3 separate regions of the Mus musculus genome follow, and regions 1 and 3 are each linked to region 2. Evidence: chromatin loops called from intact Hi-C (ENCODE). Cell type or tissue: heart. All regions are shown on one strand. Links, peaks and the distances in the headings refer to the core of each region. The heading gives the core; the rest is flanking DNA. Region 1 overlaps Qk (quaking). Region 2 overlaps Qk (quaking). Region 3 overlaps Qk (quaking).

Region 1 (11,016 bases), core at 1,359-9,358, 76 kb before region 2:
AAAAGACCACACAGAAACTGATTATTATGGTCAGTGTCCTGAGGACAAATGGTATTGTACACACTATGATGGTCCCCACTTTGGACACTTATTCAAAATTACGCTAACATATAATTCTTTGGAGACTCAGGAGAGAGTTGAAGTGTATTCTGAGAACATGTACATGAAACCTGAATAATACCACTTATTGAAGCCTGAAAACCACATTTGAATCCAAAATGTTTGTTTTTTTTTTTAAATTTTATTCTACCCTTTGTGTCTCCTAGGTGTAAAAATACATTATTTACTATTTACATATAGTATGAACTTAAAATATTACCTTATTGTTTATAAAAACAAATTATTCTTCCAACAACGCTCTGCAGTGCTGAATACAGAACAAAATCATGACCAGAACTGTCACACTCTTCCCCAGAGATGCCAAACTCTTTCCTTACATGTGCTTGTCATGCATTTGTGGGGTTAATGGGGTGGGGGGGGGGGGTGGGGGGGTCACAAGCCCTAATAAACTGGCCTCATGTGAGCAGGGATCAATTCACTCTCATCAAGAACTTATAAAGCCATAAGCCTCTACAAAAATCTCATCTATAGAAGGACTGGCTTCTTTTTTCTAAATCTGTAATTTATGAGTTTATTCAAACCCATCAAATTACTATAAGTAACCGCCTCAAACATTTGAAAATTCCCATTGCAACTCATTTAGTTTGGCAGACAGGCAGACCCAATCCAATGCTTTTATCCCACAGCTAAGCATCACAATGGTAATTCTGCTCTGACACTCTGAAGAGACTGCTAATTACAACACTGAGTCCCATTCAGATGAAAATGGCAGCGAGCACAGAAACACCCTCTTCACAAGTGCTCACTCTCTCTCTCTTCTCTCCTCTCCTCTCTCTCTCTCTCTCTTGCTCTTATCATGAACTGCATGCATTTTGGTTAGATGTTTAAACATCTTTTAATTTCTTTTTCTCACCAAAACAAACAAAGCCAAAATGCCACATACTTCAGTCACTAGGACTTGTTCATATACTTCAGTTACTAGTACTTGTCCAAGAGCAGCAACTGACTGACAATCTGGCTTTAAAATGTCTTGAAGAAACTATTTCAGTATCCAGATGCCTCTTACTATCATCATTACTTTCATATTATTTTCAGATTATAATTAAAACAATTTACCATGAGTCAAATCCATAGAACATTAAGCAAAGAAGAACTCCTGAGAAATAGGAAAATATATATTATAAAATATTATTTTCTCTTTATTTTTTTCTCAATTTCAATGACAGTGATAACTGGTTTTTCTAAAAAGAAAATTAAAATGATTTTGTTATGATAAATATATTTCCAAATTTCAAAATATTCCTTGATTAATCAGCACACTTAAAATTTCAAATTTCTCAGCTGGAAAAATTGCAGTAATATATTAAAACCAAATATTTAATTCATATTAACTTAGATCCCTATGGATGCTAATGCTTCTAAAAAAATCAAATATATATTAAAAACTCATTCATATTTAAGTTCAAAATACCCTTGAGTAAATATGAAAACAGGAGGATTCTATCACAAAGCCATACAGCCCCAAAACACTGTATGAACTGTCTGAGCGTAATGACATCTATGTATGTAGAGAGTCTCTTAAGATTTAAGTGTAAAGCTGGGCGGTGGTGGCGCACGCCTTTAATCCCAGCACTTAGGAGGCAGAGGCAGGTGGATTTCTGAGTTCGAGGCTAGCCTAGTCTACAAAGTGAGTTCCAGGACAGCCAGGGCTATACAGAGAAACCCTGTCTCAAAAAAAACAAACAAACAAACAAAAGAGATTGAAGTGTAAATTCCTGTTTCTTGGTACCATGAATTTCTCCAGTCAGAAGTTAGTACTTTTCAGTTCAGCTTTCCAGTTTAGTCCTGGCATAACACATGGAAACTGTTTTCCTTTAGAAAAAGATTAGGAGATGAAGGCCCTTAGTTCCACTTTCTTCTTAGTCTTCATATCAGCAACAAAAATATCCTGTTTCCCTCATCTGGAATTTTTTGAATCCCTTCTGAAATAATGATGTATAAAAATGCCTACTGTTCCCCCCACACATTTTCTTTTCTAAAAATTGCATTAGCGTTAGCATGGTGCATAATGGGTTTCACTGAGACATTTTCACATTTTGTGGACCAGGAAGAGAATTACTGCATAGATTCATTTTACATATAGTGCCTCCCATTATCATCAACTGAATCTGCTACTGGCTTCTCCAATGCTGCAGTTGAGGTAACCAATCCTTTTAACACAGGAAAGAGGAAGGGGGACACATCTCACACTTTCACACAGCTAAAGTAACCACTTTTACAACACCCATCAAAGGCAGGTAAGTCACACTGCTTGGTACTATCTATAGAAAACTGAATACAATAATTGGTGTTTGGGGGCGGGAGGGAATAAAGGTCAGGATTACAAGAGGAAAGCTGCTACCATGCAGAACAATAAACACTAATGCCAACCCCTGTTCAGACAGGTTTTGTCAGCTAGAGATACATGCATGCATGTGTGCATCAAGTCCATCTGTCCTTTGAGGGCCACAGAGGAGAATATTTACAACCAATGAAAAGACTGATACATTCACAACCACTTTTATCTAAATGAGACTTAAAAGCCAAAGACCCAATTACTGCAGAATATACATCCATAATATATATATATATATACTTAAGTAAATATGAGATGTTCATTAAAATAGACAATATCACTGGGCTATCATGAGGGTTAGGGATAACAATTCAGAGGTAAGTCCCTGCCAGACATACTTGTGAGGCATAGAGCCCTAGATTTACCTAACAAATTAAATAGGTAAATAATGTAAAAAGTATAGTAATCATATTTTAAAAGACAAAACCACATAGAATATATTCATCAAGAACTACACTAAATTAAAAACAACCAATGTGATACAAAGAAAAGTTCTAAATACTACAAAAGAAATTAGAAAATACTTTGAAATGAATAGTAATATGTACCATAACCATATTTCTACCTATTAAAGAAAGGTATCAGATCACTAGCCTTGCTTTAAAATGTCCAAGTTCAAATAAAGTAGAAGAAAAGCAAAGCAGAGGTAATGAAACAGTAACAGAAAAGTTAACAAAAATCAGAATGTAAAATTTAGAAGACTAATGAATTTGATCAAGAAAAATGAAATCACAAATTGACATCATGACAAAAACGAGCACTATTATAGATCTTACAGCCTTATGGGGATAAAAAATTTATAAATGAACTTTACGATAAATATTTTGACCAGTAGGATATTAGAAACACAAGAGAAATTCTGAATATCAATTCAGAATTATTTGTATTTAAGAGCCTTTATGCTAATACAAGAACAGGAGAGGCACATAACAAAAAGAAAGAAGTATTTGTTTGATATGACTCAAACTAAAAGTAAAATAAACTTTGAGAAACCCAGTAAGAGACAAGAAGCTGGGTTAACTTAAAGGCATAACCCAAACCAACTAATTTAGTAGGTACATGAAATACCAAGAACTGAAAACAGGTCACGATTCTATGCCACAAAAGTAAAAGATCAACCAGCCAACCAAAAAAAAAAAAAAAAAAAAAAAAAAACAAACAAAGCTAGAAATTTGTAATGTATGACAGCATTAATGTAGCAAAAGTAAAAGAAAACCCTGAATACAGAATTGGGAGATAGCCTAATTTGGTTTCTGTTGTGATAAGACGCAGACTAAAACAAACTTGAGAAGGAAAGCTACTTGGATAGCACTTTACAGTCCAGCACTAGGGAAGCCAATGCAGGACCACCAGGCAGGAACTCAAACAGTGACCGTGGAGGAATGCTGCTTACCGGCATGCTCAGGTACATATCTAGTATTACCACATGCTTACAACAATTATAACTAGAAAATATCCCCCAGACATGCCCACAGTTTAATCTGATGAAGGTGATTTCTCAACTGAGTTTCTTCTCAGATGATTTTAATTTGTGTCAAGGTAACAAAAAATAACAAATACATGAGATAACCTATACATGAGATAATATACAACCTTTCTGTGATATAAAATAAAAAAAAACCAATTTGAAAGGTCTAACATGGAAGTGAATAATTGTAGTTGACTTGTAAATAGAGGGGTGCTATGCTAAGACTTGAAGAACTTTGCCCCCCCCCCCAAATTTGGTAACAGACCAATTTATTTTTAAAGGGGTCAAGTTTTCTAGTTCTAAGAACATAGTTCAACATTGATATTAAGGGCCTTATGAAATTTGTGTGATCTAATTACTAATATAAACAATTTGTAGAAAATCAAAGTTACAAATAATCATTTTGCCCAGACCCTAACTGGCCAGCAAATACAAATTCCTTGGACATTTTGCAAAAGTTATAATTATTTTTAAAGTCCACTTAGGAAAAGGAAAAACATCATGAAAACTAGTTTGCCAATTATCGTATATCCCAATAATTCTAAGTAATACTAATACTCTCCTATAATGTACCGCCCTAACACAAGGCATTATTTCTCCCTATATAAGCTCTGTTTAATGTATCTTCACACAGTAATATCTGCTATGGCAACCTAGTGCCTTGAAATTGTTTTTCAAAGCTTATTATAGATAACTCAATAATAGAGTATCCACCTTCCTATCATCACAGGTCTAGACTTTGAGAGGACAAAAATCCTCCCCCCATTTACAAGAAACATTAGAAAACTTAAAGGAACCTACCCTAATATTTTTAAAATGTCAAAGAAGACTGTACTATACAGCAAAGACTTTCAAACCAAACAGCTCATTTCCTCTTCCACTTTCAGAAGAGAGAGTGCGGTGCAGTTTGAGTTTTACTTGAGTAAAATGATAAAACTGAATGATTTTCTTTGATATTTGACATTTTAAAAATATATCAACTTTACTAGCTTACTAGGGAGGACTACTAGGAAGGAGTGAAAATGACAAGTGAGGATACTCTTCCAACCCAAGGAAATCTTACGGAGGCCCAGCATGATGGTTTCAGATCTTAGTATTAGAACTCAGGGTGGCAGACTGAAACAGGAGGAGCCTGAGCTCAGGCTGGGTCACACAGGGAAGCCTGGCCTCCTAACCCCATCTGTGTCTACCCTCAAAACGAAAGCAGAATTATCAACAGTTTCTTTTCTTTCTTTTCTCTCTCTCTCTGTCTCTCTCTCTCTCTCTCTCTTGTTGTTGTTGTTGTTGTTGTTATTATTTTTCAAGACAGGGTTTCTCCATGTAGGCCAGGATGGCCTCGAACTCAGAAATCTGTCTGCCTCTGCCTCCCAAGCGCTGGGATTAAAGGTGTGCGTGCTACCACGGCCCACATCAACAGTAGTTTCTATTGAGGATAAGTCTCTAATGACTTCTGAGTATATTTGTAGTAGATACTTAGACAATAAATACGGCCTTGATCAATAAAATACTATATATAATGAAAAAAAGCTACTCATGCCTACTTAATGCATGGTCTATTAGTAAATTAGAAAACAAAAGGATTAAAGTACTCTAGCAAACAAAAGTGAAACAAAAACATTATTTCCTACAAAACAAGTCTTCTAAATATCTGATTCTAAAGATGTGTGGCCATTGCAAAACTTTTATTAATTATGAAGTTAGATTTTAATACTGAGCTATTTTTCGGGGGGGGGGGGGGTTGGCATATTGTTTGTTGTATGCTTACTGGCAAAAGGAATGAAATCGACTTAAGGTTGTTTTAAAACCCAAATTTAAGCCCAGCATCATTAATCAGATAGACCTTCAATCCTAGTACTCTGGAGACAGAGGCAAAATCTTTTGAGCTTCTAGGAACAGGTGAGTCTTCATAGCCAGAGCTACACTGTAAAAACCTGTCTCAAATCAAAACAAAAACAAACAAGGTAAAACCAAAACCCACTTTTGGGTTTTAGATATTGCTCCAGAAGGTAGGGAAGTATTTGCTGAGCATGCATGAGGACGCCAAGTTTCTACCCTGCAAATGCAGATAAAACTGGGTATAATGGCACATGTCTGTATTCCCTGTGTTCCTATGGGGAGACAAGAGTAAGAAACAGAAGAGCTCCTGGACCTTCATATTCCAAGAAATACCATATACTCAGCAGAAACAACAAACCCTACTCAAACAAGGTTAAAGGAGTACACCAATACCTAAGAGGCTGCCCTCTCACCTCCTTACCTGCACCCCCAATTCAAACACATGAACACTCCCTGCACACACATAACAACATACAACAACTTTTCAAATTTAGAATACATACATACATACACACACACACAAAACCAAATGTGACTTACTAAAATATTACATTTAACATTTTAAAAATAGACAGGTTAGAACTGTATAACAAGTAAGGATATAACGTTTGTCAGATTTATGAGCCTTAAAACCCAGCAGAGATAAAACTACAAACATGATACTTAATTCCATTTAATTATAAAGCTCAGATCTAGCAATGCTGACAGTGTTCCACGCCTCACCTCACACCCCCTAGATTCAGCTTTCTCCACAAAAAAAGGGCACAGAATTGTCCTTTTATCTTTCTAGAAAAGACTGATGCCAAGTGTAAGAACAAAACAAGACAATTTTGGGCTTTAGCTGTAAATTTAATCTTTAAATGATATCATAAGCAAACTAACAGTCCCTTGCAATGAGATGAGACCAGAGACTGCAGTATATCTCCTCAAAACATAGAAAGAGAAAAAAGAGGGAGGGGGGGGAGGGGAGGGGAGGGGAGGGAAAGAAGAAAGAAGAAAGAAGAAAGAAGAGAAGAAAGAAGAAAGAAGAAAGAAGAAAGAAGAAAGAAGAAAGAAGAAAGAAGAAAGAAAGAAGAAAGAAGAAAGAAGAAAGAAGAAAGAAGAAAGAAGGAAGAAGAAAGAAGAAAGAAGAAAGAAGGGAAGAGAAGAGAAGAGAAGAGAAGAGAAGAGAAGAGAAGAGAAGAGAAGAGAAGAGAAGAGAAGAGAAGAGAAGAAATTGATGCATTAGCTTGTAATTCTCAGTATCTGAGATTGCCAGCTCCAGGCCAAGCATGGCTAGAAAACAAAACAAAGCAAAATTATTCCTATTTTCCTACAGAACTTGGCCATGGATTTAAACCCTGGGAAACACCCAGGTTTGAGACCATTAGGCAATAGGCATTTTCTGCTACATTAGTATAAACTTCCTAGAAGGTAACTTAGGAGTAATTTTAATCCAGTTTTTTGATGATATGCACTTCCAATCCTTTGGCTCTAAATGTTTGTGATATAACAACTCCATGTTCTCATCAAATTCCCATTTATTATTGCCATGTGGAAAAACTCATCATCTGGTTTCTCAATTTTCACATTTCCAAATCCAGTTTCTTTGTTTCTAACAATGTAAATAAAAGGCATCAATTGCTTTAAGGAATCACATATCATACTATATCAAGTCTAATCAAAATTCCTGTCAACTAATTTCACCTTCAAAATAAACCCTTCATCAAACACCTCCAACATCCTTTACTCTTGTCCAAACAATTTTTGTGTATCTAGCCATGACCTATTCTGAATAAGCACTTGAACTGAATGCTAAGTAGCATCTGAGCTTCCACTACTGCCCTCAAAGCCCACTAGCTAAGCACCCAGAAGAATCCATTGAAACAGGCATCAAATCATGCCATTCCTGTCAATCTCTCCCAACAACCTACTTCAGAATACAGACACAATGCCTTAACCTATTTCCCAATTACCTCACACATATCTCCAGCTCATTCAACTTTGTTGGGCACCATGGTATTTTTCAAACAGGACACAGGACCACTTCAGTTCTCAGTAACTGAGAAAACTCCTAAGATATGCAAATAGTTGTACTACACATTTCAGTTAGGTATTTCTCAAAATCATCTCTTCAAAAGCATTTTGTAATCATTAACTAAAGCAGCATTTCCCTAACCCATGGTTCTCTATCCCTTTTATTGTGCCTTAGAGATATACAAAAGTAAGTAAACACTCAATGCAGTATTGTTATAAATCTATGCCTAAAAACATGTCACTAGGGGAAACCACGAATAACACTATTAATGACTCTTTCACAACATAGAAAACTGTAGTTGTATAATGTCACACTAGAAAAAAATATTCTAGCTTCTAAAATATGCACTTAGAAAGTAAACAAGTAGCATTAACATCAGATTTGAAGTATAAGTCATCTAATTCTAGTTAAATTTCTGAATTTTCTTTTCAACAAATACAGCTAATACAAATAAATGCTGTTTTAGTTCTCCCTCACATGATGAAGTTTAAAACAGTTGGTTTCACAGACCCAGAATGTAGGATAGTGAATACAGAGACAGAAGATTGGGGGGGGGGGGGGGGGCAGTTTTAAGAGGTACACAATTAGAGTTAGATAAGAGGAATAAACTCTAGTGCTTCCTAACAACAAAATGGCTACATTTAAGAATTTATTGTTTATAAACAGCTAGAAGATTTCCAACACAAAAGAACTGAAAACAATCTAAAGTGAAAAAAAGGGAAAGTCAGGGAGAATAAGAGAGGAATAAGAGGAGAAACAGCTAAAACTCAGGGTCACTTGAGGAATAGTATGGAAAGAAACCTACTATAGTAGAAGTAGTCACAAAATATATACATATATGAAAGAAATATAAATGGAGTCACTAAATAACAGGGAGACCAAGTCCAAGTAGACATCTCTCATCATCAAATGAGACATCCAATCTTTGAAATGCATTACATCTAAAGTTCTTGTTAAAGGAGCTCTATAGAACCCCAACAGCCAGAATATATTACTGAAGCTACTTACTGTTTGCTCTTCACAAACTGACAGTAATATCCTATTGCTGGAGGCAATATTTAAATAACTCATTCAACAAGAAGGTAGGTTAGTGCCTACCTAGAGCCTTCACTCCTACTGACTGGTGTTCATGGTAGTAGAAGGACTCTGCATACTGTATACAAGAGGAGACAGGTTCACACCAATCCAAGTATGATCTATTTGTTCTATAATGGTGGCCTAGTAGATACACAAGTGCAATAGTGATACAAACATTATGGGAGTAACTACCACTATCTGACTGGAATTAAGGCCCACTTCATGAGATGGAACACCCACATGGCCAGGAACCTGAGACAAGAAATCCAAATACTACTGTTCTGATAAAAGAACACAACAATAAAGTGACTTTCAATGACATTCAGCTATACTCATAGATAAGTGTCTTGCCCAGCCAATATCAAGAAGCAATCGAAGGGAACAAATATAGAGACATACAATTGGACAATATACAGATAAGAGCCCTTGCTTGGGAGACTCAGTACTAAAAGGAGTGTCTCCGTCTAATCTCTTATTTCTGTGCTCAGGGAACTTTGCAGAAGTGGAGGGGGAAATATTCTAAAATGTGCCATAGCTCTCATGTGAAATTCAGAGGACAGCTTCCAGAAATTGGTTCTCCCACCACTGTTGAACCTGAGACCAAACTCAAGTCAGGCTCATCAATCAACAAGAAATTCTATAAATGAAAAAGTGGGTACTCCAAAATCTTATCTCACCACTAGTTATTCCCCCACTAAATTAAAGAAACTGGCTAAAATTTTCTAGAACTCACTAATAATCTCCTAAATCAATGTTCTTCTTCTATAGTACCTTTTAGAATAAAAGTAAATTACAAAAGCAATGACTAGAAAAATAAAATGGGTAAATAGTAAACTATTAGACCATTTTCATTTTGCTACATTAGTTAAACACATGTGTTGTTAGATACACAGCACTGTAATACTTTCCTGTCTATGAAACTGCAACTAAATACCCACAAGTCCCCTTTGCACTGCTTTTCAAGACCACACAGTTACTAAGGAAAGGAAAGAGGATAAGATTGAACAAACAGTGCATATTTACAAACAATCTACATGTCCATGTTCCTTAAGTATCTATTGACAGAATTTGTATCAAATTCTTTCTTTGCAAGAAACCAATTTTGTCAAATGAATGGGGAAATGTTTCTAATGTATGAGGTCACTTAGAAAGTGGACTATGGCCTGGCAGTGGTGGCACACACCTTTAATCCCAGCACTTGGCAGAGGCAGGTGGATTTCGGAGTTCAAGGCCAGACTGGTCTACAGAGTGAGTTCTAGGACAGCCAGAGCTACAGAGAAACCTTGTCTCGAAAAACAAAACAAACAAACAAACAAAAAAAAAAAAAGAAAGAAAAAAGAAAGTGGACTATGAGGACAATAAAGATCAGATTGCTAGGATATAAACAACAGTAGATCCCAAAGACATTCATGGAAGCAACAAAATGGCTTTGGTGACAGCACACTAACAATAGATTTTCCTAGCTTCTTTAAGAGCAGCCAACTGAAATATTTCCATGAGAAACATGAGAAAGATGGCTTCATAATCTACTTAAAATCATTTTCTTCTCATTTCCCACTGGGGGGAAAAACAGTACTCTGATATTATGCAGCAATATAAATAAAGTGAAGAAGAGTTGAGGGAAGAAAATGGAGAGAAAGAATGGAAAGAGGTGTTAAGCCTCATGCGATGCCAGTCTCAAATTTTACTTTCAATTTCTGACATAAGATTTCTAAATATGACCTTGAACAGTGTTTGTTAGCTGATAAGTGTAAGAAATATTTGGAGTAGTGTCTATGAAATCAGTAAAACTCAGGTTTCAGAAAGAACACAAATTTCACTATGCAATAACAAAGTTTTACTGTGCAACATTAACTTATTTACAGAAGAAAATATGCCAGAAGAGAACCTAGCATATGAGCAAACTCTACTTTCCCACAGCACTAGTTACACTAGTAACTAGTTAATTTTTGAATGACTATTACGTAATCTTTTTGGATTTTGTTTTTTGCTTGTTTGGTGGTTTTTGAAACAGGGTCTTTCTACATAGCCCTGACTGACCTAGACTTACTATGTATAAGGCTGGCCTAGAATTTGCAGGTATTAGCCTGCTTCTGCCTCACAAGTTTTTGGGAGAGACTGCATGCATGTGCCACCTTGTCCAGCATACTTAACTTTTTTAAG
Region 2 (11,016 bases), core at 1,274-9,273:
AGAGCCAACTTAGCTACCATTCCTGAAACCAGCAATGTCTAGACCATGGTACTCAACCTGTTTATTGCAACCCCTTTGAGTATTGGATGACCCTTTCAAGGGTTCATATATCCTGCGTGTCAGATATTTATGATTCCAAACAGTAAAATTACAGTGATAAAGTATCAATGAAAATTGTATGGCTGGGGTCACCACACATGAGAAACTGTATTAAAGAGTGGCAGCATTAAAAAGTTTGAGAGCTGGTTCAGACCATTAAATCTCTTCATGTTTTCAGCAATGAAGTGTGTGTGTGTGTATGTGTGTGTGTGTGTGGGTGTGTGAAGCTGTGACTGAGTTCCAAGATTCTTTCCAATTCCAAAACTTTGGAATTGTAGTATTTCTATGAAAAAGGCTAACTCTTGTTTGTTTGCAGAGCAGAAGATTAAATCCAAAGCCTTAAATATGCCAGGTCACCCCACACTCTACCAGGTCCTTTATAGTGTACACAGTGACTTTAGGGCCAATTATGAAACTCTTGTCTCCCTCACACTCCCAATCTAAGATATGCCAGTACCCAAAAGATACAAAAACCTGAAAGGGAGAAACAGCAGTATCAAGTACAGCAGCCTGTCTCATTAAGGGATTTCACTGTAACTGAATGCTTATACAACTAAAGAAAACCTAGGTTAAAAGCAGAAACACTGTGGTAGATCAAAGTTGCAAACAACTAAGAGCCCTGAAAGGAACATCTTTAAATAGCTCTCTTGTCTCCTGTTTGGAGCATAAACTTCAGGTATTAAAAGTGTAATCCAAAATGTCCTTGTACAAGGACACTGTTTCTAGGTCTAGTGCATATTCCTATACCATTTAAATTCTGTCCTTTGAGAACAGGTCTGAGTTCATCTCTTCTTCAGAACCACTGGTGAACCTCCCAATCTAAAGTAGTCTTTCTAGTACCAGGCTTTAGTCTCTGTTTAGGTTATCAATAACTATGGAATAATTCTAAAGTTCTGGTATATTCCCCCATAATACCCCATACATACTTTTAGTTATGTCATTAAAAATTAGCAGTGAAATAGGGTACTCTGAAATTCAAAACACTACAGAATAATAATCACTTTCTATTAAATTCACCAAAAAACACTCACTTTACATTAAATACATTGCAAACCTATGAGTTTGAAATTCATTGACCCAGTCATAAAAGTTTTCTGGGACTTACTATCAGACATTAGAAATCATTTATCACACACGGACACACACACACAGAGACACACACACACAGAGACACACACACACACACACACACAGGTATCCTAAAAGCAAAATGGCATGTCAAAAAAATCAAAACCACTACCACAAAAAAAAAAGTCAGTAACTAATACACTTCAACAACATCAAATGACAACAAAAAACTGGAAGCTAGAAGACACAAAAAAGATATTTAGCTCATAAATGTGTGTGTGTGTGTGTGTGTTAAAGAAACACAAAGGGCTAGTATTTTAGTGAGCGTTCAATTCTGTTATATCCATTAATATCCATTAATAATAAAGCGTAGAAGGAAGCTAAGGAAAACTCAGTACCTGTTAATTATACGTGGTTTTCACTGATACATCTAAAACTTTTCCTAAGGAGTATTTGTTATTAAAACACATCTGTCTAGTTCTTTCAACAACTTCTTAATTAGTAAGAGAAAAGAATTCAAGCTTCTCAAAAGTTTACACACTAAGAAACAATGTTCAAAATATGCACACCAGACTCCTCATTCTTTGTCTTTGTTGTTGTTGTTTTGAGACAGATTTTCTCTACTTAGGTCCTGGCTGTCCAGGAACTCACCCTGTAAAACCGGGTAGAGCATGGGGAGTTTGGAAGGGATAGGAGAGGGGGATGTCTTGAATTCACAAAGATCCTCCTGCCTCTGCCTACCTTCTGAATGCTGGGATTAATGCATGTGCCACGATAAAAGCTGAGCTTTCTCACCTACTCTCCTGCTCTCTTCTGAAGGGAAATACAGTTCTGCTCCTAACTGAAAAACGACTGCATTCAATTCTCTATAAGCATTGTAGAAAATCAACAAGTATAATACAAGTTGGTATAGTTGTACCAAAGTTCCTATGTCAGTTTCTTCCTTCCTGGATCTCCATAAAAAATCCAACGAAGAAAAGACACATCCTTTCATTATACTGAGAGTTTAATTTCAAGTGACTGAGAAATAGTATTTCACAACTGGAAGAAAACTAATACAATAACCAAGAAAAATGTGATAATATTAAAAAGGCACACATTTCCCAAACAGTAATGAACAGCATTTTTTTTCAACAATTGTTAAGGCACATTTTAAAACAAATTATATAACACTGCCAAAATAAACTAATAAGAAATCCTGTAATGCTATAAACTCTAGCAATAAAGTGAGATAAGATATGGTTTAACTGCTGATAACTTTTTATCGCTGTAATAAACTATGATCCTCAGAAGAACTTTCTCCTCATATAACATAATAGCTACGACTCACCTTTTTTCTAATATTACTATACAGCAATCACTGACCCAAGATTCAGGACAGTATGGATTATGAGCAAATGCATGCTTAGTATGTAACATATTACATCACCCCAAATAACTGTTCAATACTAATATAAAAACAGAAGACATTACAGGAAAAATTATAATCTATCTGCTAGTTACATTAAATAGTCAACCTATAGTCTCTTAAAGACTAAATCTTTAAAGATACAACCTTAGGCATACTTACCATCATAAGGGCAATTAACTACAACTCATCCTATTCCTGAGCAACCCCCCTTCCCTTATAATATAAAGGATAAAATGTTCTTTTCTGACAAAGTCACTTCCCAACACATTTTAGTCACTAAATGCTCTTGTGTGTACTGACATCCCCATCTGCTGGAACATAAGTTCCTTACTGTTAAAGATTCTTAACGACAAAAAGGTTGCAGTAAAGATTTTCCAAATACAGCTTCAAAGCTTCATTTCTACCAAGGAGGTTTGTCTACGTGTAAATAACTTTCACAGGCACTAGTCTGTTCCTTTCCTTCAGGATAAGATCTAAAGCATTGGTCTAAAGAGGAAACTTTCTCCTTTTAAAATACAATGTGGATCATATTTCCATCATACACACAGATACACACAGACACACACAGATATACACACACAGACACACACACACACACTTCTCATTTTAAAAGATTTGTTCTCCTAATCTCTGCTGGGTTTAAGGTAAAAGCTACTTAAAAAGGTACAATAAAAGAGCTTACACAGTAAATATTAATATCAAAAAGTAGATAGATTTAGTACTAAAGGAAAACACTGCACATAAAATCAAAACACACTAGAAATGAGAATCACTACACATAAATTTATAATGTGTAAAAATGAGAAAGACCATTTAAATATATTTAGAAGTTTGCAGATTATTTTGATTTTGAGAATATCTCCTTTATACTATAGAAAGAATCAAGTAAGTAATAATATCACCATCAAGAATGATATTTGGGGGCTGTAGTAATGCTCAGTGGTTAAGAGTACTGGCTGCTCTTCCAGGGGACACAGATGTGATTCCTATCACTCATATGGTGACTCAAAACTGTAACTCTATTCCAAGAAGTCTAACACACTCTTCTAGCCTTCATGGGCATCAGGTACACGCGCAGACATACATGCAAGCAAGATAAACATAAAATATAACTTTAAAAATATTACTTTGGGGCTGGAGAGATGGCTCAGCGGTTAAGAGCACCGACTGCTCTTCCAGAGGTCCTGAGTTCAATTCCCAGCAACGACATGGTGGCTCACAACCATCTGTAATGGGATCTGATGCCCTCTTCTGGTTTGTCTGACAGCTATAGTGTACTCATATAAATAAAATAAATAAATCTTTTTTAAAAAATTACTTTGGTGTAGAAAAAGAATGATAAAATTGTGATAAAACTAAACTAAAAGTGCAGACACAAACTGATTAAAATAAATAGTACCTACCAGCACCCACAGGAAATAGACTGAAAAATGATCTCACATCAACAATAATGAATACTTTGTACCTATATATAGTCTGTAACACCATTCAAAATGGAAAAGAACTTTAGTGAAAACGCTAGTTTTACATATGGAGCAGAAAACACACATAGTTGAGGAATATACTGTCCCAAAAAGCAAGAAACATTCCAATAGACAAAGGAGCCAATCTGATTATCCCTGACCACAACTTATCTATGAAATCCACGCACTTAATAATGATGAGTATAAAAGGTCGCCATTTGAGTGGCTAACAACTCTGGCTACATAATGAGAAATCTACATAGCTTTCCCAATAGGATTTTATTTCAAATAATACCTACTCTGTTGTTCAAAGTTTAACTTTTCAAACTACCAAGATATTGGATGGAAGTATTAGAATGAGAAAAGCATCATGGTAGATGTTCTCATGAAATGAATTCAGGCAGATTAGCAGCTGTTAACCAAGCATAAAGGGTTCATACGCAAACCTAAGGCTGATTTAGGTTCTGATCAAAACATAAATAAAACCTTCGTTTTACAGAAGGGAACCACCCAGACTCATGCCTCTGTATTCTAATCTAGTTAACAATCTGAGTCTCACTAACAGTGAAACTGACTACTGTCTCTACTGACACAATAAAACTTAAAAGAACACACCACCACCTCTGATATAATCCAAACATGCTATACTTCAATCTGCCTTGCCTTTTAAATCTAACTTCCTAAACCTGGTGAGATGGCAGCACTCATATAATTCCTACATTTGAGAGCAGGAGGATCATTACAAATTTGAGGCCACTCAACACTAAACACACAGTAAGTTCAAAGATAGTCTGATATACAAAGCCAAGACCCAGTCTTAAGCATACAAAACAAATACAAAATTATAAATAAGTATATAAATATAATTTCCAGCATACTAAGGATACAAAGAATAAGGAAGCCGGGTGTGGTGGCACAGGCCTTTAATCTCAGCTCTTGGGAGGCAGAGACAGGCGGATTTTTGAGTTCAAGGCCAGCCTGGTCTACAAAGTGAGTTCCAGGACAGCCAGGGCTACACAGAGAAACCCTGTCTGGGAAAAAAACAAAACAAAAAACAAACAAACAAAAAAAGAATAAGGAACAATTTCCCAACAAAGAAGTTCAAGTTGAGGCATTGGGGGGGGGGGGGGTGTTCGAGACAGGGTTGAGACACTACACCCAGCTGAGGCTTTTTTTTTTTTTTTTTTTTTTTTTAGTTTAAAAATTTTTTTTTTTAATTTTTATGTAATAAAAAGTAAAAGTCCTTGAGGCATCTGTCAGTCTCTCACACAGGACACTAAAGTTAATGGAGAAGAACAGGGAGCCCAAGTCTGAGATTATAAATATGAGAAAATAAAAGATCTTCTGTCCCTGGGGTGGGGAGGTAGATGAGAGGATGGGAGAACAAGACTGGGTGAGACCCAGCTGGGACAGAGCAGGAACCTCCCCCACCCCTGCTGGACCCCAGCCTGGCCCTCTTGAAGGACCCTTCCCATTCAAGGTGCTTGGCAAGAATTCCCCAACTCCCCCAGCTGGTCCCAGCTGCTGGAGGGAAGAGACATAGATCACTTCCCTCCACTCAAGGTCGTCTCAGGTCCTGGTCAGGACAACCTTCAGTTCCCCAGGGAGTGGAAGGGGAGCTGCTGGGAGGGATGAGATTGAACTGGTTGGAGGGGAAAGCAAGAAAACAGGAGCATTAGAACCGGAGCAGCTGTCCCTGTCAATGCATCCACGGGGTGAGGGGTGTGGGAAGGAGCAGCCTCCTAGAGGAGTCTCAGGGGGCTGTCAGAAGCACAGGTCAATTACTGTTTCCCAGTAGGCCAGAGCCTTACTCAGGGGCCCAGCTCAGCCCCGCCCCACCCCCAGGTTGAGGCATTTTTTTTTAAAGATGTTTTCAAATTTTAAAAGTTTTTAAAATTATAACAAGGTTCAACTATTTGATTTGGACACTGCAGGAATAAAGAACACTCCAGATGCAACTACAGAAATCTGAGTTGTGACTCTTGTTAATGTGGTGTCACTAACAAAATATATTAATTTTGAAAGATACAAACTTTAAAGATGAAATATCAATGTATCTCTATTGTATTTTAACCAATACTGAAAATACAGCTAAGCAGAAGTAACACAGATCAGCTATAGCAATGCTCAGAAAATCTTCACTATGTTTGCTAACAAAGATTTGATTTAACACAAGACATCATTTTGAAAAACATCTCACCAAGCCAAGCTAGTTAAATTCTAAGAGTCAACAAAAGCAAGAATTTCTTCATTCTTTTCAACTTTCATCCAAAAAAATCAAAAAGTACAATTTTTGTTAGGCAGTGGTGGTGCAATGCACGCCTTTACTCCCAACACTCCAGAGACAAATACAAATGGATCTCTTGAGTTTCAGGACAGCCAGGCCTACACAGAGAAACCCTGTCTCCCCTCCCCCAACCCCACCCCATTAAAAAAAAAAAAAAAAAAAAAAAAAAAAACCACAACCCAAAACAACAATAAAATTCAATCCTCTCTTAAGTGACCAAAATTGGGCTGAAAACTATACACACATGCACATGCACATACAAACATGCACAGTCACACTTTTTGGTCATAATAAAACACAAAGGATGCATTGGTCTAAACAGAAAACTATCTTTTAAGTTTGCAGAAGAGAGCTTATTTACTATGAAGCCTTGTGGGGAAAGGAATTGTAATAAGTCAACCATACAGAAATGCTTAACTTTTTATTATCCTGTTTCTATACATGACTATATGCAATGTGTTTTTATTAGCTTATTATGCACAAGAAATTCACTATGACACACCCAAAACAAAAAGTCCAAAACTTCAGCAAAGCACTAAGAATCTCTGGAATAAACTGCAACTATCAAGTCCAGTATTTAGAATCACCACAACCCAGTCCTGATTCTGCCTACTCTCTCATCTTCACTTATTGTTTACACTGTTACTCTCCAAGCACTTGCCATTTCAACTAACCAACTAATCAATATACACATTCTAAGATGGCATCACCATCGCCAGTTCTCGTCCTTTTGTTTGGTTTCTTCAGGGTCTTCTTAGACAGTCCTGACTAGCCTAGAACTTGCTATGTACATCAGGCTGACTTTAAACTCAGGCATGTGCTGCTGTGTGGCATCTTTTGACTACCTTTCTGACACTGCCATCCTTTCTTTCTCCTAGAACGTACCTTCCCACTCATTTCATTCCAGACTACCAAGACCAGGTTACATTACTCAAGAAGATCTACTTGATACTTTAGCTCTGTGACCTGTAAACTACAGTTAAGGATTCTCACGAACATAAAGCTAACGGATAAAGCACCTTTCTCTGCCTTTCAGGTTTCTCTACCAGATTACTCCTACCAGAAGAAACTTAAAAATACTGGTAGAAAAAGACTTCTCATATGAGCAGTCTTTTTTTGTATCTTATATCCTCAGAATACATGGATTTTGCTTGGAAAGGGAGTTAATTCCATTTGTAAGAATAAAACAAATGACACAGCATTTGCCTAGCACGTGTAAGGCTCTAGGTTCAATTCTTAGCATACAATTCTAAGTAATAAAATTACTTTGCACAGCTAACAAAGAACTGAGATTTCAAAGTTTCTTTTAATAAAATTACAAATGAACAGTCACTCATCCTCCATAAACTGATATAGGGAATAGGATGTAGTAACTGAATGCAGCACACCTACTCCTCAGCTCACAATCGGCTGTCTTTAGAGCAGAGATTCTCAACCTGTGGGTCGTGACCCCACCAGAGATAGGAACACCCTTTCACAAGAATCACTTATCTGATAACACACATATCAGATATCTACATTACAATTCATAACAGTACAAAAATTACAGTTATAAAGCAGCACCAAAATAATTTTATAATAGTTGGAGGTCACAACATGAATGTATTAAAGGGTCACAGCAGCTGCTTTATATAGTGTCATTCTCCAGTTACCTCCCTGATTTAAAAACAACAACAAGAATAGAGCTATTGCCCCATGCAGATCTAAAAGTGAAGCAAACTTATGTTCCTGGCTTGAATAACTTAAAAGTATTAAGCCTCTACATTAAGTCTTCTAATGAGAAATACTGCTTCCTCTGAGTGGTTACTAAAAATAACAGTAATAAAAATAGCCACAGTGGTAAATGAACACTGAATTCATTTGTTACGGGGGCTCTATTCTTTGCTTACAGAAAAGTTCAAGTAAATTTAAATCCTCCAAACACACCTTTGGTTTCTTACTTTTAGAATCATAACTGTCAAAAAATCTTATTTTTAGCTATTTTAGGAATAATATATATTCTAGCTCCAAGAAACTGATCAGCATTTGTTAAAGTCCAACATAGCACAGAATTGGCAAAATTACTTCCATTTTCGTTCTGTTCACAACTGGAAGCTCTAACAGTTTTTTCAGTGTGTGGAAATATGTTGTAAATCTCTTCTTCTCAGTCCTTACATGAATGGCACATCATAAAACAGATCAGCATACAGAATAAAGAAAGAACCCTGCACCACCTTTGCAACAACCAAACTTGTGATAAGAGCAAGTCCCCACCCTCTCCAGACTGCTATGTCTACATTTTTCTGATCTCTGGTCCTAGCAGTTCTGAATATGATCACTTGATTTGCACTAATTTTCCCTCTACCAAGACTCAACCAAGAAATGTCTTTCTTGGAGTTATTTCTATATTCTCTTCCACACCATCTATGAGGAAATTTTGAAACTGGATAAAGAATATGACATTGAAGTTTATACAACATTTCAAATTTTTTAAATCCTTATTTTTTTAACTTTTTCTTGTTTTATGTGTGTATGAGCATTTTTTTCTGCACATATGATATACTGTACACTGTGTGAATGTATGTGCCTAGTGCTCAAAGAGGCTAGGAGAGGATGTCAGATGCCCCTGGTCTGGAGTTAGAGATGGTTGTGAGCTGTCGGGTGGGTGCTGGGAATTGAATCCAGGTCCTCTAGAAGAGTAGCCAGTTCTCAACTGCTGAGCCATCTCTCCAGCCCCCAAAAGTCTGTATTATTTTTCCTAAGTATGCTCTTAAGACTTTAACAGATGTATGCTTGATTTTGTCCTATGTATTTCAAATCATAAAACTAGCTCCCAATAACTTGCTACTGACCAAATTGACCGTGCCCTGACTTTGTAATGATTTGGTTTTGTACTAAATCCAGAACAAGGCTTAAAAACATAGTCAACCCTGGGCCCAGCAGATTATTGTCACTACCTCCACAAACTGCTTCCTGTCTTTCCTCTAAGTTCACCAGCTAGCTCCATTAGGCTGGCCAGCACTCACTTGGTGTCTTCCTTTACAGATCCACAAGCACTCTCAAGCATTCCTTCTTGTACCATGCCCACAACAAAGGACCACTTTGTAGAGTTAGCTGCCTTTTCATTTTTTTTTTTTTCTGGCAGTCTATTCTTTGAACAGGATCTAAAACAACCTGAATTTGACAAATTCTGCTCATAAAAATGACAGTAATGATACAAAGCCTATATATTGACTTTAAAAGCAAATGGCTAAAAAAAATTACCTACATTAATTCCATAATGCCAAAGCTTGCAAAAACTAATATAAGCATTGACATGTTTCTGACTATGGATGGACATTTGGGCATAAGGAATGTCAGAAACAACCCTACAAAAGCAAAGGAATTTTATATTTCTAATTCCTACCCATATCAATGGTAATAAAGTAAAATAAATATTAAACACCTACAGAACAAGTACTACAAACAGTAATATTACAAGGGGAGAGGGGAATTTTTAAAGGAAAGAAAATGCATTTACCTTTGTTCTGTAAGTGCCCAAAGCTTTCACTGATTATTACAAAACTGCTTTATGTATTTAAAGTATTAGTGTTTTATTCCACCTTCGTATTGTGATTAAAAGCATTTTAAGAAAAAACTAGAAATCAAAAGGAATATAAGTGATTTAAAATTTAAACATCAAAGTGTCTGTTACAAGTTCTGAATTGTACACATGGAGTGAATCACTTCTAGCTAGGCATACCGAAACAAATCAGATCTAAGTTCCAATTGTGATAACTACATAAGACATAGCACCAGACAGAAAATGGTTTGTATTTATTAACTTTCTTCCTAATAGAGCCACATGAAAATGACAAACTATAGTAACTTATTGTTTATGTTCATTTTGTTTTTAATATTAAATGAAAATGATACTGGAAGAAATCATTCCTTGGACATCAAGTAAGCGGTCTATGTGCTCCAAGATTTAAAAAGCTCAATTTTTTTAAGAGGTATATACATTTCCTAAAAGAAATCATTGCAGGGGGTGGGGGGAGGGAAATCTTGCATTTAAAATCCCTACTGTATTGCCTTAATGTCAACTAAAGAACGGAGAAAAAAATCGTCAAGTCATCCATGTAAAGAAACCAGCACACGGTTCTAATCATGACCTCCTAACATGGATCCGTTTCATCCATCCCTCAGCCTTAAAATAGATTCTGAGCTATCCCCACAACAGTTGACATACTAGGAGCACAAAGTTGCTCAGTGCGCTATTTTCTGAGTTATCAACAAACAAAACCTAATAACGTCACAGCACATTCCATTTCAGACAGAAAGGGAGAATTTTTGCTTACAACAGCATCAAACAAACGGAATTTCTCAAATAAATCAAAATGCAGGTCCTATGTTTATATAAAGCTGTCCATATAATCAAATGGTTTAATTAATTCTTAGTACCAAAAACAAAAGAAAAGCAAAAAACTATCCATCTAAATACAGCAGCTGAAAAAGGTGCTTCTTTACCCTGCTTTATCAAGGGTCTCAGCAGCGCAGGGTTATACTTGTCAGATTTTGTCACAGGACTCTGCTTCCCTTTTGGATACTAAAAATCACTTGATCTGATGGAACACTTGTTAGACACCAGCTTCAGGACAGAGATGGGGCCATGATTAACAGAGATACACAATGTTCAAACCACCTAAAAAGCCAAATGCTGATCTGAGACA
Region 3 (11,016 bases), core at 1,736-9,735, 91 kb before region 2:
AAGAGGGAACTTGTTTTCTATTCATAAAGTATCCACTTAGATTAAAATTATCTTCACAGTCCTGACTGTTGATTTTAGGTATGTTCTTGACACATATACCCTCATATTTATATAGTGGCTCAATGTTTTATAATATAGAAAAATGGATAATAAATCTTCAGTTTTCTCCAAAATTACATGGAAGCAAAATTTTTTTTTTTTACTTCTCTCATAAAAACATCATCTGCTCAATTCATTTTGCAGTACCAACTGAAATATTCAGAATAATTAAAGGGAAAAATTTAGCAACAATTATTACTAAACATTGCTATGATAATGTAAAAATTTAATAGCTCCCCAAATAGACTAATTTATGTTTTAGCTGGAATAAATCTTAGGACAAAGTAATAGAAGATTTAATAAATTAAAATGTAAAGGGGAGGGGTGAAAACCCAAACCAAAAACAAAACCACAAAACCAAACCAACCTTAAATCAATCAATTATTAAATTTAGAAAGGGAAAAAGAAAAGAAAATGGTGTGCAGGTAGACAGTTACATTTTTCCATCAGGTCTGGTGTTGCAAACTTTTTGGACACCCAGCACATTGCTTATAAACAAGAACTGCAGAACTAAACTAACCTCGGTCTGCGGTCACAATCCTTTGGTAAGGATGGACACGCATATCGTGCCTTCGAACTTTAGTAGCCACCGCACCTAGTTAAATTGCAATTACCAAGACAAAGTTAGAAAACATACATAAGGGAAACATTGACAGCAGGTTTATCAAAATGGATCTCAAAGGTTCACTTACTACAAAAGCTTAAGAAACATGTTAAGGCACAGTAGTTTTAAAATCAACTGTAGTATGTCATGTATCTATCAATATTGCATTCATTTCAAACAGGTTGGCCTTCTACCTACTTCACCTCTTCATTGACAGTCCCCAAGTCACAGTATCTCACGAGCTCTATTAGAACCAGACGTGTCTGAGCTTTACTAGTCACATATTCACTGAAGTGCCTTTCTTGCAGCAGGACTACTTAAATAATGCCACATTTAATACTGACAATTATTTTGCTAACCTTAACTTTCAGAGTTTATCACTTAAAAAAGGTTTAAAAAGCAACTCTTAATTAAAGCCTACAGATTGTGGATTTAAACTTTTGAGTCAATAAGTATGAACTGCAATGAATTAGGTGATTAGTAAAGCAAACAGTACAGTACACTTAGCAGTCAGTTTACTTCTATACACTCCTTTATAAATTACTGTTGCTTTGCAGTATTACAGACTAATCCAAATTAATAGTATCATTTTACTTTATATCTATGTGCAAAAAGTGCAAGTAAGTCACTGACTGCTAGGCTAAGGTTTTTCCCGGAGGCTGCTGAGACTAAGCATTTGTTAAATTCAGATCTGATGAGGGTTCGGTTAAGACCGTTCTTGAATTCTTAGCCTTTCGTTGGGAAAGCCATACCTAAAGATAAAAGGAAGGGAATTAAACATTAGTCATCAATGAAGATTTGATGCTAATACCAATCTCCTCACTACCACCAACACATATGTCTGCATCTGTTTTGAAAGGCACTGCTTATTTTAAAATAATGTGAAACTTGATACATAACATGCATGTTATCTGTGTGCAAATTTACTGTAACTTGGGAATTTAAAGTAATTTCCTCAGTTCTCCAAAGGACTAATATCATTGTTTTACTGCTTAGGTGGCAAAGCAAGAAATAATGATGATGATGATGATAATAATAATAATAATAATAATGATGATAATGATAATAATTTCTAACTTGGTACTTATTGAGAACCTTGACGATGTTAATTTGGTATCTGCATATTTTGTTAATAGTGTTGGTTTCAATCAATTCTTTATATATATAAATGTCCTAACCAAACCAAACGACATGTTACTTTATAATGGAGAAATTTTACAGCAGTGCCTCTTGCTGTCTCTAAGCAGTAAACTGGTTGAAAACCTATTTTTCATTTTAGATAAGCAGACTGCATAGTAATTCTATTTGGCAAAACTAGGCACTAACAGTCAGGAGCAGCAGCTGGAAGCTGAGAGCCCTAACTCCTCAGGAACAAGAGCTTCTGTGAGTGCGGCAGAGAGGAGTTCTGGGGAAGGAGCATGCACGGGGGCCACAGGACAGAGAATTAATAGAAAGGAAAACTTAAATAAGGTTATATATAGGTTACATGTTATTTTTTTTTTAAAATGCTTCAAGTAATGTGCAATAGAATACAGCCTCTTACTAACACTTCTGTTGTATAATTCTGACTTATAATTATTTTATACAATGACTTAAGACAGAAAACATGTACAATAAAATGTTTATAAACAAAGGCACCTAAGTGCATGCACACACACAGATAACATACAGAGCGCTGCGGCTTTCTTTAAATGAACAATGAATTTTCAAGTTTAAATCTTAATGTCCAAGTTCACTAAAGACTTTCAAAATTAATATTAAGTGGAGGATGGGGGAGGGAACCTTTAAAAGATCAAAGTCCTAGGAGTCAACAGCAGGCACACAGCACCAAGGTCATACACAAAAAAGTTTCAAATTCTGTCTGGTAAAACAGTGGGGTTGCACAGAAACAGTTTTTTTTTTTGTTTGTTTTGTTTTGTTTTTTGTTTTTTCCACATTGACTGGTCGTGTTATAACAGCTGCTGTATTCTAGTCCTTCATCCAGCAAGTCAATGGGCTGAAATATCAGGCATGACTGGCATTTCAATCCACTCTATAAAAAAAAGGCATCAGTAATGTCTTTTTCAAGAATATTGCTTTTTCATCATGTAAACGCATGAAGTTATATGACTTCAATTTCTGCCTCCAACATGATTAAACTTACTAAATTGGTATGTGGTCATCTAGTCCACAGTAGTATGGAAATTATAAAATATTGTTCATGTTATTCAGGACTTTAAAAGATATAAGCTGAAAACCCTTAAAACTGAAACTATTAACTACATCTTTTAAGTGATCATAAATACTTAAACACATACACAAATAACAGAATTTTAATAAAAATCTCACTATATTGATAGAAATTTAAAATTCACCAAGCAATCTCTGATACAAAATAAACCTAATTTTGGGTAGTGAAGCTCTGCCTATTAGGATAAAGGGGAAAGAATGGTTTAAATAAAACTCAAGAACAAGTTTAGTCACCTAAGAAATCTCACTGAGACTATACGTGGCAAGTTTACCCAGAATGATTCTGAGATACTAAAGTGACCCAAATTAAGGTGTAATTACTTAATGGGAGAACTTTAGTGAGGAACTCAAATAAAACCATATTTAGTTTTCAACTTTTGCTAATCAAAACTTATACTGTCGCTCTGAAATCGATAACTATCCTTCCAAAGTCTGGAGTACCAAAATTTAGGAATGCATTAATCACATAGTACAGGAATCATACTTACCTAACACACCACTGGGTTCAATAGGGTACTCAAGGATTGATGTAGCTGGTGCCAATGTGTAGGGGTATTCATAGGGTGTGTAGATTAACCCAGCTTCAGGCCCTGGAGGGACTATTGCAGCAGTTGGGTGAGGAGTTCCGTTTGGCATGACAGCGGTCTGTATTTGTCTGATCAAAGGCATTATGGTAGGGCCAGCTGGCGTAGGTGTACGCAGAGCAGCTGGTGGGAGGACAGGCGCAGGCCCAGTGATGATCCTTGGAGCAGCCTGGGCAGTTGCTGCAAGAGAAAAGGCAAGGGCTGCTACAGTAAGCAAAGAAATTTAGAAAGAAGTATAGGGATAGCAGTAATAAAACATGAGGAAATGAGAGGGAAGTAGGAAAAAGAAAGGAAAAAGCAGGAAAGAAGAAAAATAAAAGGAAATCATTAGTACATGCACTGACCACACAGAAATGCCAAAGCAAACCAACCAAGTGCAATAAATAAGCTTCCCCCCCAACATGATTCACAAAATGCAAAAATAAAACCACTGTAAAAAATGAGCATGACCATTTAACGTTACACTTTTCATATCTTTGATGATATATCCACTTACAACATCTTGTGAGACGAAAGAGCATCCAAAAAAAAAAAAAAAAAAAAACACAAACCACCGCAAGAAAACATTCCAATTAAAAGATGCAACAAAATATCTACTAAGCTGAGTCCATAGACATAGTTTTTGGTATATTTCTAAAGCACAATGTTGGCTTCAAGTTTAAATAAAACTCCCTGGGTAAGTCAGATAAGTAAACACTAAATGTACATGTTCCCAGCATGCTAGGAATTATTCCATGAGTAAAAGAATACAGAAACAGTCCTATTGCTAAATTCATGACTATAAAGGGTAAATCAAAGCCAACCATTTATAAAGTAAGTACTGCTAAACTTTTGGCAATTTTGATTATGAGTTTAAAATTCAATTTTGTGTGTGGCTGTGTGTGCATGTGTGTGCGTGTAGGCTCTTGTTCACATAAATGACATGTAAACCTTAGCTCATCTCAAACTATACAATTTACAAACAAAACAAAACCAGCAACTATTCTATCACACAGCTTATAAAGTTATGCCACAATTCAGGGCGAGCGTAGTCTGCAAACAGCTGCCACTCAGTAATCTTTGTGAACTTGCATAGGAACATAGCAAACATGCAAGCAAGGGGAGAGGAAAGACTTGAGTAGCAGGGCCATTTCACTTAGACACTTCGCTTCAAATAAAAAAAGCTTTCAAAGTTTGTCTTTTGCATAATGTCACAAACAAAAAATTTAAGGTCTTAACTTGATAGTTAATGCTGCAGGACATTTCTTGAAACCCACCACCCCCTTCACCAGAAGAGAAAAATTACAACCCCAAACTTTATATACTGATATAAAATTGAGCAGACCACTGCTAAACAGAAGCATTAAATAAAATGGTCCTCTTTGTAAATTTTATCATTACTTCAACTCTAATTGGTTTTAGGCTGTGGTACCAACAAACAAACACCAGGAGCTGTAATCCTGCCCTAGGCTCATTCTTACGTGATTTAATGTTGGCGTCTCTGTAGGTGCCATTCAGAATTGCAAGCTCCATCAGCTGCATCTTCTTCAGGCTGTCTTCACCTTCAGCCTGCACATGGGAAATGAGTGGTAAGTATTTGAGACTGTATACATATAACTAAAAAGTGCATATACCATGTGACTTTGAACTACAAAAGTCAACTAGCAATCATCGCTGAATTTCTAAACTTTTATTCCTGATTTCTTATGCTACTGTTCTTGGTTTTTCCCTCAATCTAACTACAAGGGCTATTATATCTTTGGCCCTCTATCTTTAGGGTCACTGTATAATTTACTATCAACATAGGCAATATTTACAACTGAAAGGGGCACTAAGACTAACTAGAATACATAAACATAAACCAAGATGGCCACAGCTTGGTTTCACCCTCTTCCACTAACTAACACACTACTCTTAATAATTCATTCATTCACTATACTACTCAAACTATTGAATTCAGCTGACAGCAGTGTCTGTCATTTAGTACATACACAATCTAAACACACAATCTAGATCCAAGGGCCAGATAAACTTCCCTAAACACATCGTCTACCTTAATGCTTTGTAATACTCTCATGTCTTAAACTCTACACTGATTTCTTACTATATAAACAAAGATTTAAACCCTCTTTGAACTACCACACCAAGGTGAGCCAATTAACTTGCTCTTTCACACATATCTTGTAAAGCAATAGACCAGACTAACTCCATTAATGTCTTAGTGTATCTTCCCACTTGCCTATTAAATGTTCTTTACATGTTCCTATATGCTTCTCTTTCCAAGCCCTACTTACTCACAGCACCTTTACTTAAAAAAAAAAAAAGTTGACTTCCCCAGGACCCACCCTCCATTCTATAATTTCAGCCATGAACTGTTGAATGTCACCACTCCCAAAGTAGGATCTATTAGACTAGTCTCAACTTGTTATTTATCACATCTAATACTCATGCATGGATCCAATAATAATAATAATAATAATAATAATAATAATAATAATAACAACAATAATAACAATAATAACAATAATGATAATAATATTTTGAGACAGGCCTCCAAAAGCCCTGTCTTAATGTTCAAGCCCTGGCTGGTCTTGAACTCACAGAGATCCTCCTACATGCATCCCATGTGCTGGAATTAAAGATACACACCACTAAACCTTACCAGAAATTATTTATTTGTTTATTTTTAAATGACTGGCATGGAAATCAAATTTACTTCCTAAGCACAAATTTTTAACTAAAGCAAAATAAAGTGGTATAGAAGTACCAGTAAGTTTGTCCTTTAAAGATTATAGAATTAAGTGCCCTGCACTTTAATACATCACTTAGTCTACTTGACATTTGAAACATAGGACACATGCAAGTTTCTCCCTCAGTCTTCTATTTCTATTACAACTGTAATGACACAAAGATTTTTAGACTAGAGATTGGTATACTCTAATTTGTACAAAATGGAATTGCTGAGTGGGTATTTACTAAACCACAGAGAATTAAAGAAAAATGTAAGTGAAACCATTACGAAAACATTTGATGTAGTACTGAAAACTTTTAAAGTCGTCGTTGCAATAAATAATGAAGATACCTGTTAATTATTATTCCTTGACCGTCATCAATTTATATAAAAATAAATGAAACAAATATGACTTATTTGGTTAGATATAAAACAAACAAGCTACTATTAGAAAGGAAGTTGACATTATTATTAAAGTTCCTAAATTTGTTCATTAAAAATATTAATACTACAAGTTAAAATTTATCAACAGTTGCTTTGAATTTAATCTATGAAATATAAAAATTTTAAAAAAGAAAATAAAAAGCAATAGGCATACTTTCAGCCAGTGAAGAAAGATGTTGCTCAAATTTGAGAATATCAGTGAGTCAGGGACAAATTTACCTCCATCAAAAAATCTAAAAAGAAAGAAACTGCAAAGAGACGATGCACTTGGGAAAACATTTGAATTAGACTGTTTATTATTATTAAGAAGTGATTATGTCAACTGTGGGGATGACAGCCAAGAGAAAGATGGTAGAAGAAATCCTTGTGTTCCTATCAACATATGTACACAAGGCCATGTCATATTTAGGATCCAGAACACTAAGCCTGGGCAGAGATCACTGCAGTGGGTTAGTGGAAAACCCTAAGCCAGAAGGCACAGAATTATGTGGCAGAATTAGAATCTAAAACCAAACTGTCATATTCCAAAATAAGCTTTATTACTTTTATGACCCTACCACCTACTATTAAACTCTACATCCAAAGAGAGCTAGAGTGGGTTTTATTGCCTCCCAAGACAATAAAGTTGTAACAGAATTATTTTCATGTCAAAGTGGTTGTTTCGACTTTACTGCCCCATTTTTTACAGAAATTTAGCATATTTACTTGCTAAAAAGTTTTATCCTGTGATGTTAAAGGCTCGCATCTAGTTCTTCTGTAAAACTTCTCAGAAATGGTCAGACATAACACCCTCAAGTTATAGACCTTGTAGATATTTTACAATATATTTTATCAAACCAGCATTATTTATGTCAGGTGTAATAATTATTTTGGGAGGGATGGATAACAAAGAAATCTGCTCTTAAGAACTTCAATCAGGTCATTAAAGTGTATTTTACAGTTTATGCTATATTCTCCATCTCCTTAATGTTTTACTTTTAATTTACCCTACCTTTAATATCATTTTTAAAAACAAGACATAATTTACAGGCAATGACATGTCAAAATTTAAAGTGACACATTTGGCCAGTTTTGATGAACATACACGTAGACATGGCATTTTCAACAGCAAAACCTCCTTGTAAAGTTTAAGCACCAGCATTAGTGTGACTTCTCTTAAACCACAGTTCAGTTTCTCAGTTCTAGAAGTTGGAAGAATGGTAATTTCAGTAAAGCTCAAATGTTCTCAGTGTACTGTTTATGATACTGATCCATGCTGTCTGTGGCAGCAGAATGCTTAAATGGCCAAGTAGTAGTTTGTTGTTTATTCATTCTGTAGACTTTTGCTTGCTTCTAGTCTAAGAAACACTCTGAAAATTCTCACAGGCTTTTGTTGTGAACAAGTATCGAAATGTGATATTGTAAAGTCATAGGACAAATGAGTTCCATAAGCAAATACAAAGATTATCAGAACACTACAAACAGCATAATCATATATATATATATATATATATATATATATATATATATATATATATATATATATATATATATATATATAAACATATATACTACATAGAATAAACAGTTACAAACACAATTTTCTGAACTTTTTGGAATTGTGGATGACAGATTGGTATGTGTATATAAATATATAAATATATATATTAAATGTATGCATATATTTAAATGTATGCATATGCTACAATGAGATGTAAGCATGTCGTGAGGTTTGGCAACAAGCTATGTCAAAGTAATAACAGGTCAAATACCATGGGCCTAAAAGGGTTTTACTATTGTAAAGTATGAAAGTGTAAATGCTATTCACTTTATTAGAATGAGACATAAAATCTTCATCATCAAAGCGCCATGCTTCATAATAAAGCATGATACTGACACACATTATCACCAAGACTCAGATAAATTAACTTCTCTACAAAGTCATGATGCAGAACAGGCTCCTAAGCAGGATGCCTGAGACAGAGCCCTCAGGCTTTAACCATTACAGCCGTACAGTGCTATTACCACATTCAGCACTCCTACAATACCTTTATGTGAGAATTATCTTCTGAATCCATCAAAGGCTTCAAATTTAAAAAAAAAAAATGAGGAAAATCATGTTTACTTATTAGTACTTTAGGTGATTTAAAACAGAACTGGAAACTGGTCAGATGGCTCAGGAGGTGAGAATACTTGCTGCCAAGTCCGGCGTCCTGAGCTCCATCCTAGGATCTACATGGTAGATGGAGACAGTTCTCTTGCAGCCTCACTTCCAATGTTTTCTTCAACCAAAACTCAAGTTCAAAGCCCTGAGAATTGACTACAGTGGGGTTCTTTTCAGCCTCAAAACTGAACAGGCTCATGCTTAGAAGCACCATGAGATGCTATCATCTTTCAATGGCCTTCAAATTGTACTTTTACAGAATGCAGACTCGTCTGATGACACTCACAGAAATCTATGCTGTTTTGTTAAGAAAAGATCGATTATACACAGACACATGCTGCCTTTTCAGTTTTACTTTTTCATAACCAGTAAATATTTCCCAAACAACTCTCCCCCAAATTCCCTTTCCTGTGTTTATGTGAGAGAGTAGAAGTTGGGGAAGGGAGTCTGGGGGGAGGAAACACTGACTGTCTCATATAAAAAGCTAGGAATTTTTATGAGACTGGAGGAAGTAAAAGACAATGAAATGAGTAAAGGAAAAGGGGTGGCATTTTATTAGAAATCTCATTTTCATTCTTTTTCATTTTTAAATTAAAACATAATTATAAAATTCCTACCACACCTCAATCTCAAACTCATGGTCTCTTTTTAAGTTATAAGCAATTTTAATAACAGAACTTTCCCTTGTTCTGCTATGTCCAACTAACTCCCTTAAGCTCCAGAGGCTAAACAGCAACACATCAGAGGCTTCAATACCAATGTTGCATAGAACTTTCTCAGAGTCTAAGATCTAATCATAGTAAAACCTAGTAAAACCTCTTACGTTTCATCTTCTAGCGCTGGGGTTATACCTGCTTCTAAATCTATATTATAGTATGCCTGTCTTCTTTCTTTCCAGTTTACAGGAGTTCTTTGGCTAACTCCTTTCTAAGTTCTCTGTTGAATTAGTACCTACTATGGTTCACATTTTCTTGACTGACACAGAAGGTAAGTAGTTTACCAACACCACTCCACAGGACCTGAACTTCCCAGACTGTTTTTGTGACCATGTTTACATCTTCTTTTCTTACATCACCAATCTCATTCTGTGAATTTAAGGTTACATGAAATTTGACAGTCACGCTCAATTATTTGTTGTAGGTCATTTAAACTTTCCTTGATTTCAAAACCTTCATGTCTCCTGAGAAGCTTTCACAGACAGAAGTCTGTCCAAAAGAGGGTTAATTGTATGTGCTAAGCTCATCCAAAGATTGACAATAAAACTAAGAATCCATACCAATTGCTTCCTCTTCCCTTCCCATGGCTCCTTTACAGGTCTTCTAGTTTAGTTGTTTAGAAATGATGAACAAGCACCTACTAGAATGAAGCTTCTTTCTGTGCTAAATCTAACACTAAAGGACCCTCACAAACTGAGCACCAGAAAAGCTTCATCCTTCTGACTGAAGAAGCCTCCTACAGAATGCAGAGTGTCATCATTTCAACCAGGTTATAGAACCTTGCTTATCTTTGCCGAAAGTCCTCAACTCAATTCAAGCATAGGTTAAATTGCTATTTCATTAACAAATTCATGAGTCAAAAGTCCTAGGCATGTTAAGAAAAAAGCTTCACCTACTATTTTCTAGTCCCTCTGACTTTCTCCTTAAATGTAACACCTGTCTTAGTGGCCACAATTTATCAGCAAGTTATGGTAGAAAGCATGAAGTACACTTATCTAACCAGAAGAATTTTAAACATTCAAACCCACATGTAAATAATGCTCCATCTATTAGTGTGTTCAACATGCAGCCTACTGCTCACATCACTGAGGACAGTTGTGAATGCGGCTTAGCACAAACAGTAAAGTTACTTAAAACATCACACAACTTCTGAGGGAAGGCTTGAACAATTTTGTATCTTGACTGCATTATCAGGCAAGGCTAGGTTTTGTGTACTGCTGTTTTGGTCCAAGACTGTTGAAACTTTCCTTGGTCAGGAAAATCATTCAATTAAATATTTCGCATGCAAAGAGTCTTAGATGTTTATAGCTTATGAAGAACTAAGCATTTATTATTTAATTTAATCTTAATAACTTGTGAAGCACTCAGCACCATTATTAGCTCTGCCACTGACTGTACTGTTTTACAGTGAAACTAGAAGAAAAAAATGTATCATTGTCTTAATGAAGCATTTACTTTCCTTAGTAACAAAAGCTATAGTTAAGTCA

What was found. Peaks named below come from ENCODE experiments on the same cell type or tissue, not always from the same donor. Only the 100,000 strongest peaks of a DNase experiment are listed, where the experiment ranks them.
Region 1: a loop joins it to region 2, with 2.4 times the contacts of the local background. A loop is called at or near these places in 8 of 42 quality-filtered maps.
Region 3: a loop joins it to region 2, with 2.5 times the contacts of the local background. A loop is called at or near these places in 9 of 42 quality-filtered maps.

Annotation. Positions count from the first base shown.
Region 1 is chr17:10,227,539-10,238,554 of GRCm38, forward strand. The region is part of intron 4 of Qk (quaking); the gene reads right to left. Among named protein-coding and RNA genes, the nearest start is that of Qk, 86 kb to the right of the region's middle. In heart, for the core only: no CTCF peak of the experiment used is centred there; no DNase peak of the experiment used is centred there.
Region 2 is chr17:10,303,740-10,314,755 of GRCm38, forward strand. All of the region lies in intron 1 of Qk (quaking), which reads right to left. Among named protein-coding and RNA genes, the nearest start is that of Qk, 10 kb to the right of the region's middle. In heart, for the core only: CTCF peaks have their summits at 2,916 and 3,870 (motif pointing left); a DNase peak (open chromatin) is centred at 5,622; H3K4me3 peaks cover 4,422 bases; H3K27ac peaks cover 2,898 bases.
Region 3 is chr17:10,212,740-10,223,755 of GRCm38, forward strand. Qk (quaking) reads right to left here. Exons shown (of 8, transcript NM_001159517.1): 5 at 4,977-5,064; 6 at 3,421-3,720; 7 at 620-694. Among named protein-coding and RNA genes, the nearest start is that of Gm34972, 72 kb to the left of the region's middle. In heart, for the core only: a CTCF peak has its summit at 4,951; no DNase peak of the experiment used is centred there.